2 separate regions of the Homo sapiens genome follow, and region 2 is linked to region 1. Evidence: read pairs that join two places in POLR2A ChIA-PET (ENCODE). Cell type or tissue: CD4-positive, alpha-beta T cell. All regions are shown on one strand.

What was found. Peaks named below come from ENCODE experiments on the same cell type or tissue, not always from the same donor. Only the 100,000 strongest peaks of a DNase experiment are listed, where the experiment ranks them.
Region 2: POLR2A ChIA-PET joins it to region 1 with 12 read pairs; 15 of 35 experiments call an interaction of 5 or more read pairs at or near these places.

The regions. Positions count from the first base shown.
Region 1 is chr17:38,851,638-38,855,637 of GRCh38, reverse strand. It overlaps RPL23 (ribosomal protein L23), which reads left to right and starts at 1,917. Exons shown (of 5, transcript NM_000978.4): 1 at 1,917-1,940; 2 at 2,533-2,616; 3 at 2,906-3,034. The coding sequence starts at 1,928. SNORA21B (small nucleolar RNA, H/ACA box 21B) reads left to right here and starts at 3,980; the gene lies at 3,980-4,000. SNORA21 (small nucleolar RNA, H/ACA box 21) reads left to right here and starts at 2,643; the gene lies at 2,643-2,775. It also overlaps the pseudogene RPS20P35. RefSeq lists enhancers at 1,664-1,773, 1,497-2,280, 1,771-2,970, 2,281-3,064. In CD4-positive, alpha-beta T cell, no CTCF peak of the experiment used is centred here; DNase peaks (open chromatin) are centred at 1,267, 1,827, 2,157, 2,477 and 1 weaker place; H3K4me3 peaks cover 2,948 bases; H3K27ac peaks cover 2,773 bases.
Region 2 is chr17:38,981,299-38,985,298 of GRCh38, reverse strand. No RefSeq gene overlaps it. Among named protein-coding and RNA genes, the nearest start is that of FBXO47, 16 kb to the right of the region's middle. In CD4-positive, alpha-beta T cell, CTCF peaks have their summits at 1,768 and 1,969 (motif pointing left); a DNase peak (open chromatin) is centred at 1,978.

The DNA of each region.
Region 1 (4,000 bases):
TCCTGGCTCAATACTGATGGAAGTAATCTGCTTAACAATCTCAGAAGGACTGTGCAAGTCAATGAGTCACTTGTGGATTCTCATCTGGAAATGATCCCATGTCTTAGAACCTTCACCACAAAGTTTTTCTTGAAGTGATTCTCAAAGTCTTGGCAGGCATTCGAACTGGTCCTTTCACTTTGAGATTATTTTCCTTTGCTCCTCTGATCAAGTCAGCACACACCTTCTCCAGGGATTTTACGATGCGGCTCGTTAGAGTGACTCGAATTCGTGAATTGCCACCTCCGCCTCCCTGGGTGTTTTTCCGGTATCCTTAAAAGCCATGGCTGCTGCGCGGCTTCCTGAGCGACTGGTTCCTCGGCGAGGGCGAACAGCGGTGAGTCAGTAGCAGGAGCGTGCGGATCAGCGATCCGCAACACCTACGACCGCGTCTTCCTCAAAGAGCTATTTATCTATATACATTTTTGAGACGGAGTCTAGCTCTGTCGCCCAGGCTGGAGTGCAGTAGCGCGATCTCGGCTCACTGCCGCCTCTGCCTTCTGGGTTCAAGCGATTCTCCTGCCTCAGCCTCCGGAGTAGCTGGGATTACAGGCGCCCGCCACCACGCCCAGCTAATTTTTGTATTTTTAGTAGAGACGGAGTTTCCCTGTGTTGGCCAGGCTAGTCTCGATCTCCTGACCTCGTGATCCACCCGCCTCGGCCTCCCAAAGTGCTGGGATTACAAGCGTGAGCCACAAGGCCCGGCCACTATTTATATTTTACACTTGATCTTGGCCAAAAGGCCGAGAAGCGATACTATTTATATTTTTATAATACATATCCCCATCTAACATACTACATACTGCAATTACTTATTATATCTTTTGTTTAGTGTCTAATATCCTCCTCCACCTGCACCCCAGCAGAATGTAAGCTCCATAAGGAAAAGAATGTTGATCTATTTTGTTCTCTGATGTAATCCGCTGTACGCCCTGGACAGAACCTGCTGTAAAGTAGGAGCTCAATAAGTATGTGAATTAATGTATCGTGGGAAGGAAAGAACCCAGAGAATAAGGGGCGGCTGAAGCTGTGAAAGGAGCAATTAGGCCTGGCGCGGGGGCTCACGCCTGTAATCCCAGCACTTTGAGGGACCAAGGCGGGCAGATCACTTGAGATCAGAAGTTCGAGACCAGCCTGGCCAATAACATGGCGAAACCCCGTCTCTACTAAAAATACAAAAATTAGCCCAGCGTTGTGGCGGGCGCCTGTGGTCTCAGGTACTCTGAGGCTGAGACAGAGAATTGCTTGAACCCGGAAGACGGAGGTTGCAGTGAGCTGAGATCTCGCCACTATACTCCAGCCTGGGCGACAGAGTGAGACTCGGTCTCAAAAAAAGAAAAAAAGAGTGTGTGTTGGGGGGGACGGGTCAATAAATAGAGCAATACTGTATATGTAAAATACAGAATGGTATGATACCAAGAACACATAGATGGAATGATCTGCAGCACTTCTCAACTGTATTACATTCAACGAAACCGTTTAGAGCTTGTTCTCCCTCCCTCCCCCACTTTCTTTGTTCCTTGGGGAACCCCCACACGGCACAAACCGTGTTTTAATTCCTATTCTCTAGTGTGCAGATAAGTGCCTGGCACTATTAAGTGGTCAAAAGAGGTCGTGAGCAAGTTAACAAATCACTGTTTCCATGTCCCTAACTACTCTTAAGCTCGTAGAGAAGATACTTCCTATCTCTTGCGCTTCTACCTCAACTCCCACTTCGCAGAGAGGGCTAAAAGCGACGTCGTAAACTTATTACGTAATAAGGCAGCGCCCAGAGGCGGAAGAGGCCGGTTTTTGCTCCGGCCACGTGAGGAGGGTGGGCGGGGCGTTAAAGTTCATATCCCAGTGTCCTTTGAATCGACTTCCTTTTTTCTTTTTTCCGGCGTTCAAGATGTCGAAGCGAGGTGAGGTTTTGTTTCTGGAGGATCCTCCACCATCTGTCGTGCAGTGGCTGGCGGATTCGTCAGGAGCGGTGGCCCTAGGCAGCTGGGGCGCTTTGCTCTCCTTCAGGCCGGAGAGAGAGAGCCAGGCCACCGCGAGAGCACTGCCAGGGCCCTCGAAAGTGGCAGTGGGGTGCTGGAGAGTTGAGATGGCAGGATCCCGACGTGAATGTAGTCTGGATACCGCGAGATCGCTCCGCGAATAGGGCTATCGTAATGGGGTTGAAGTTAGACTGGATTAGGCCCTGGTTTGCGCGACCTCTGCGGTTTTATGCCTTGCAGGAGTAATTGCGTTTTGCGAAAGTTAGAGCAAGGGTTGAGTCGTCTAGGTTTCTTAATTTCGATGTCAGAGTGTTAATAGTAAGAAATAGGCTACTTTCCGTGAGAATCGGGTGGCACATGGGGACGGCATAAGTAAAATCCGAGCGAGCTAATCTATAGCGTACAGTCTATCAAAGCATGTGCGGTGAATTACAGCTTGAGTATGAGGGGGAACTCCGAACCATGTCTAGATTGTGATCTCTTTATCCTGTTTCCCTTCCCTTTATATCCACAGGACGTGGTGGGTCCTCTGGTGCGAAATTCCGGATTTCCTTGGGTCTTCCGGTAGGAGCTGTAATCAATTGTGCTGACAACACAGGTGAGGTCTTTGCACGTTGCTATACTCCCCCTTTTAAAAGCACTCAATGGGCCTGTGGCTAATGACCTATTGAGCCGTCAAGAAAGGGGAGAGTGAAAACATCGCTTTTGGGTGAAGTGGCAACATGTGTTGTTTGCTTCAATCGGTGGTGTGACAAGGCGTTCTTGCGGACTAACTGCTTGGGCAGTGAGTGGAGGGAGGGGCTTTGGAAGTGTTTGGGAAATGTTATACTGATGGAACGGCCTGATGGCCCTCAACATTTTTTATTTTTATTTACATTCTTTTGTAGGAGCCAAAAACCTGTATATCATCTCCGTGAAGGGGATCAAGGGACGGCTGAACAGACTTCCCGCTGCTGGTGTGGGTGACATGGTGATGGCCACAGTCAAGAAAGGCAAACCAGAGCTCAGAAAAAAGGGTGAGTAAACACTGAGCCCACCTTAATACTGATGAGTAGTGGGGGGACGCTTTCCTTTATTGGAAAATGGATCAGTTTTCAAGGCCTCAAGTTTGTTTTCCATTGAGAGGCAGTGTGAGATAAGTATCTTAAGTTTTTGCTCATATTGTGTTGGAGGGGGGACCATCATCTTGTCACTTCCATACCTTAGTTGTTTTTTTGTTGTTGTTTTTGTTTTGTTTTGTTTTGTTTTTTGAGATGGAGTCTCTCTCTGTCGCCCAGCCCATACTGGAGTGCAATGGCACGATCTTGGCTCACTGCAACCTCCGCCTCCTGGGCTCTCAAAAAAAAATATATTACAAAACGAAAACAAGCTGCCCGTTGCTTATTTTATTATTTGTTTTTGAGATGGAGTCTCACTTGTTGCCCAGGCTGGAGTGCAGTGGCACATATCTGTTCACTGCAACCTCCACCTCCCGGGCTCAAGAGATTGTCCTGCCTCAGCCTCCCGAGTAGCTGGGATCATAGGTGTGCACCACCACACCCGGCTAATTGCTCATTACTTAATCTCAGGCTCCCCACTCAAAATTTTTCCTGTCAGGTGTATGATTTAAAGGGGGAGGCCTCAAAATACTTGCAGCTTGTGTCCTGTCTGGCTTTAGAACTTCTGGTGTTTGGTGCATTTTAACTTCAGCGCTTGCACTTTTTTCCTGTGCCTGCCTAATCTGTCTCTACCCTGGGATGTCTTGCTCTTCTAAAGAGTTCCTGGCCATCCCTTGATTTACAAATGTGATGTTGATTTGTCAGCCCTGTATTACAGTTACTCCTATTCCTGTATCCACCCCACGATGCTGTCCAGTAGATTTTTAGCCTTTGGGTTAGAAATTGTTTTTTGTTCACCATTAATATCCATTTGAGGGCTGGGTAGCACTGTGATTGTGATTCAGCAATTGCATGGGCTTTTTCCTCTTCTCAGAACACTTCCTG
Region 2 (4,000 bases), 130 kb before region 1:
ACCTGAACCTGGGAGGCAGAAGTTGCAGTGAGCTGAGATCATATCACTGTACTCCAGCCTGGGTGATGGAACAAGACTCCGTCTCAAAAAATAAATAAATAAAATAAATAAAATACAGCCACATAAGTAGCCTGTCATGTTTGATAATAAAAACATTTTTCTAGGATAAAGTACCAAGTATCTCTACTATTACATCAGAAAGTATGTACAGCTTATTATAATGGGAGTCCAGAGAGCTGCTTAGCTGAGCCCCCATTGTCACAAAGGGTCATCAAATTCAAACTTTGACGTCATCTCCAAATGAGAGCACAACAGTCTCAAAAATGAGCAAGAATGAAGATATCCCTACAACTTTATGTTGTTGCTTTGAAAAAAAAAAAAAAGAAGAAATGAAGATATTCATTATACAGCCTTAAGCATATGTCCCAATACCAGCCCACACACTTTCTTTAGTGCCCTGTGAATTAATATTTCATATGTCCTATTATTACCTTATGACTGGCACAGTTATATTGCAATGTATTCCTTGGTTTGGAATTCTAACTTATTAAACATAAATTTTTTTAATGTAACACAAATTTTATAACACTGCTTTGGTGTTTCTTCGTTTTGTAATATGAGCTTTTAAAATTTTGGGTTGGTTGTCTTTGACTTTGTAATGAAAAAAAATTGACAGATTGACAGAGCACGGTGGCTCACACCTATAATCCCAACACTTTGGGAGGCTAGGGTGGGCAGATGACCTGAGGACAGGAGTTCAAGACCAGCTTGGCCAATATAGTAAAACCCTGTCTCTACTAAAAAATACAAAAAATTAGCCAGGTGTGGTGGCAGGTGCCTGTAATCCCAGCTACTCAGGAGGCTGAGGCAGGAGAATTGCTTGAACCTGGGAGGCAGAGGTTGCAGTGAGCCAAGATTATACCACTGAACTCCAGCCTGGGTAACAGAGGGAGACTCAGTCTCAAAAAAAAAAAAAAAAAAAAAGGTGGAGAGAGGGGAAGTTCTGGAAATATCCCAAAGCTTTTTCTATCATAACTTAATATTATATTTTTATGTCTAATTAAATTTGCAGCCAGGTACAGTGGCTCACATCTGTAATCCGAGCACTTTGGGAGGCTGAGGCAGGAGGATTGCTTGAGCCTATAAGATTGAGGCTGCAGTGAGCCATGATTTGTGCCACTGTACTCCAGCCTGAGTGACAGAGCAAGACCCTGTCTCCAAAAATAAAAATAATTTTGCTTACACTGAGCATAATATGCATAGTGAAATCTGCATAGTGTGACATATTTCAAGGAATTTATTTATTTATTTATTTATGACAGGGTCTTGCTATATTTCCCAGGTTTTAATTTGCAGTGTATTCACAGGCACAATTATGTGCACTATAGCCTAGAACTCCTGGGCTCAAGCCATCCTCCTTTTTCAGCCTCCTGAGTTGCTGGGTCTAGACTACAGGTGCATGCCATTGCTCCCAGCTCTCAAGGAATTTATTTCTTTTCTTTTTTTTTTGAGACAGAGCGTTGCTCTTCCACCCAGGCTGGAGTGCAATGGCTGATCTTGGCTCACTGCAACCTCCGCCTCCTAGGTTCAAGTGATTCTCCTGCCTCAGCCTCTTGAGTAGCTAGGATTACAGGCGTGCGCCACCACGCCTGGCTAATTCTTGTGTTTTTAGTAGAGATGGGGTTTCACCATGTTAGCCAGGCTGGTCTCAAACTCCTAAACTCAGGTGATCTGCCCACCCGGGCCTCCCGAAGTGCTGGGATTACAGGCGTGTGCCACCATGCTCGGCCTCAGGGAATTTATTTCAATGAAGAATTTTGCCTAAGAAACTCAGGTAATCTCTTTGGAACTCAGCTTTCTCATCTGTAAAATGAGAGTGTTCTGTGTCAGCTAAAGTGCTTTCCAGTTTTCTGCCTTTAGGATATCCCCCCGCTTCATTTGAAAAATCATATTGTCGTATACAGCTTTCTGCTGCCACCTTCTGGGAGAATTGCAGCACACATTTCTCCTTGAAAATGAGCTCTTCAGTAACAGTAATGAGCTCTTCGATACTGTGGCTTGTTTACTTAGTAATTTCAGTCAACTAATAAGAATTATAGTTTTCTGGGTTTTCCAAGTTTCAGTGTTTTTGATTTTTAAAAAATTCCACATGAGTCAAGCCTGAACTTTGACCATCTGGAAATTAATTTTTTAGCAGTTTTTCCCACATGGGAGTATTTTTCATACTTGTCTAGTGCTTTGCAGTGACTGACTTGCCAATTCTATTCACACAGAATTTGCTTCAATAAGTGTCTTTGGTGATGCACTCATGAGGTCTGATAAGAAGTATTTAATAGAACATAAGAAGTATTTAATAGGACAGAAAAAATATTTTATTTAAATTATCCTTTTTTTTTTTTTTTTTTTTTTTTTTGAGTAGGAGTTTTGCTCTATTTCCCAGGCTGGAGTGCAGTGGCACGATCTTGGCTCACTGCAACCTCCGCCTCCCGGGTTCAAGTGATTTTCCTGCCTCAGCCCTCCGGAGTAGCTGGGACTACAGGCGCCCACCACCACACCCAGCTAATTTTTGTTTTATTTTGTTTTGTTTTTGTTTTTTGAGATGGAGTCTCGCTCTGGTCACCTAGGCTGGAGTGCTGTGGCGCGATCTCAGCTCACTGCAGCCTCTGCCTTCGGAGTTCAAGCGATTCTTCTGCCTCAGCCTCCCGAGTAGCTGGGATTACAGGCACGTGCCACCACACCCAGCTAATTTTTGTATTTTTAGTAGAGACTGGGTTTCACCATGATGACCAGGCTGGTCTCAAACTTCTGACTTCAAGTGATCCACCTGCCTCGGCCTCCCAAAGTGCTGGGATTACAGGCGTGCGCCAATGCACCCAGCCGTTCTATAGGTTTTGACAAATGTATAATGACATGTATCATAGAGTTCCTTTATAGTATCATACGGAGCATTTTCACTGCCCTAAAAATCCTCTATCTCCCCCTAACCAATCCCTGGCAATCATTGATCTTTTCACTGTCTCCACAGTTTTGCCTTTTCCAGAATGTCACGTAGTTGGAGTCATACAGTATGTAGCCTTTTCGGATTGGCTTCTTTCACTTAGTAACATGCATTTAAGTTTCCTCCATGTCTTTTCATAGCTTGATAACTCATTTTTTTTTAGCACTGAATAATATTCCATTGTCTGAATGCACCACAGTTTATTTGTCCATTCACTTCCTGAAGGACATCTTGGTTGCTTCCAAGTTTTGGCAATTATGAATAGAACTGCTATAAACATCTGTATGCAGGTTTTTGTGTAGATAAGTTTTCAACTGATTTGGGTAAATACTAAGTAGTATGACTTCTGGGTCATATGGTAAGAGTATATTTAGTTTTGTAAGAAACTGACAAACTAAGCTGGGGATGGTGGCATTTCCTGTAGTCCCAGCTACTTGGAAGGCTGAAGTGGGAGGATCACTTGAGCCCAGGAGTTCCAGGCTGCAGTGAGCTATACTCGCACCACTGCACTCCAGCCTGGTCAACAGAGCAAAATGCTGTCTCAAAAAAAAAAAATGAGCTCAGGAGTTCAAGAGTTCGAGAGCAGCCTGGGAAACATGGCCAAATCTCATCTCTACAAAAAATTTTTCAAAAAAGAAAAGAAAGAAAAAACAAACTACCTAACTGTCTTCCAGAGTGTCTGTACCATTTTGCATTCCCACCAGCAATGAATGAGGGTTCCTGTTGCTCCACATCCTTCAGCATTTAGTGTTGTCAGTGTATCACATTGTAGTTTAAATTTGCAGGCAGGCGCCATGGCTCACACCTGTAATCCCAGCTGTCTGGGAGGCTGAGGCAGATGGATCACTTGAGGTCAGAAGTTTGAGACCAGCCTGGTCAACATGGTGAAACCCCATCTCTACTAAAAATACAAAAATTAGCCGAGCGTGATGGTGGCGGTCGCCTATAATCCCAGCTACTCAGAAGGCTGAGGCAGGAGAATTGCTTGAACCCAGGAGGCAG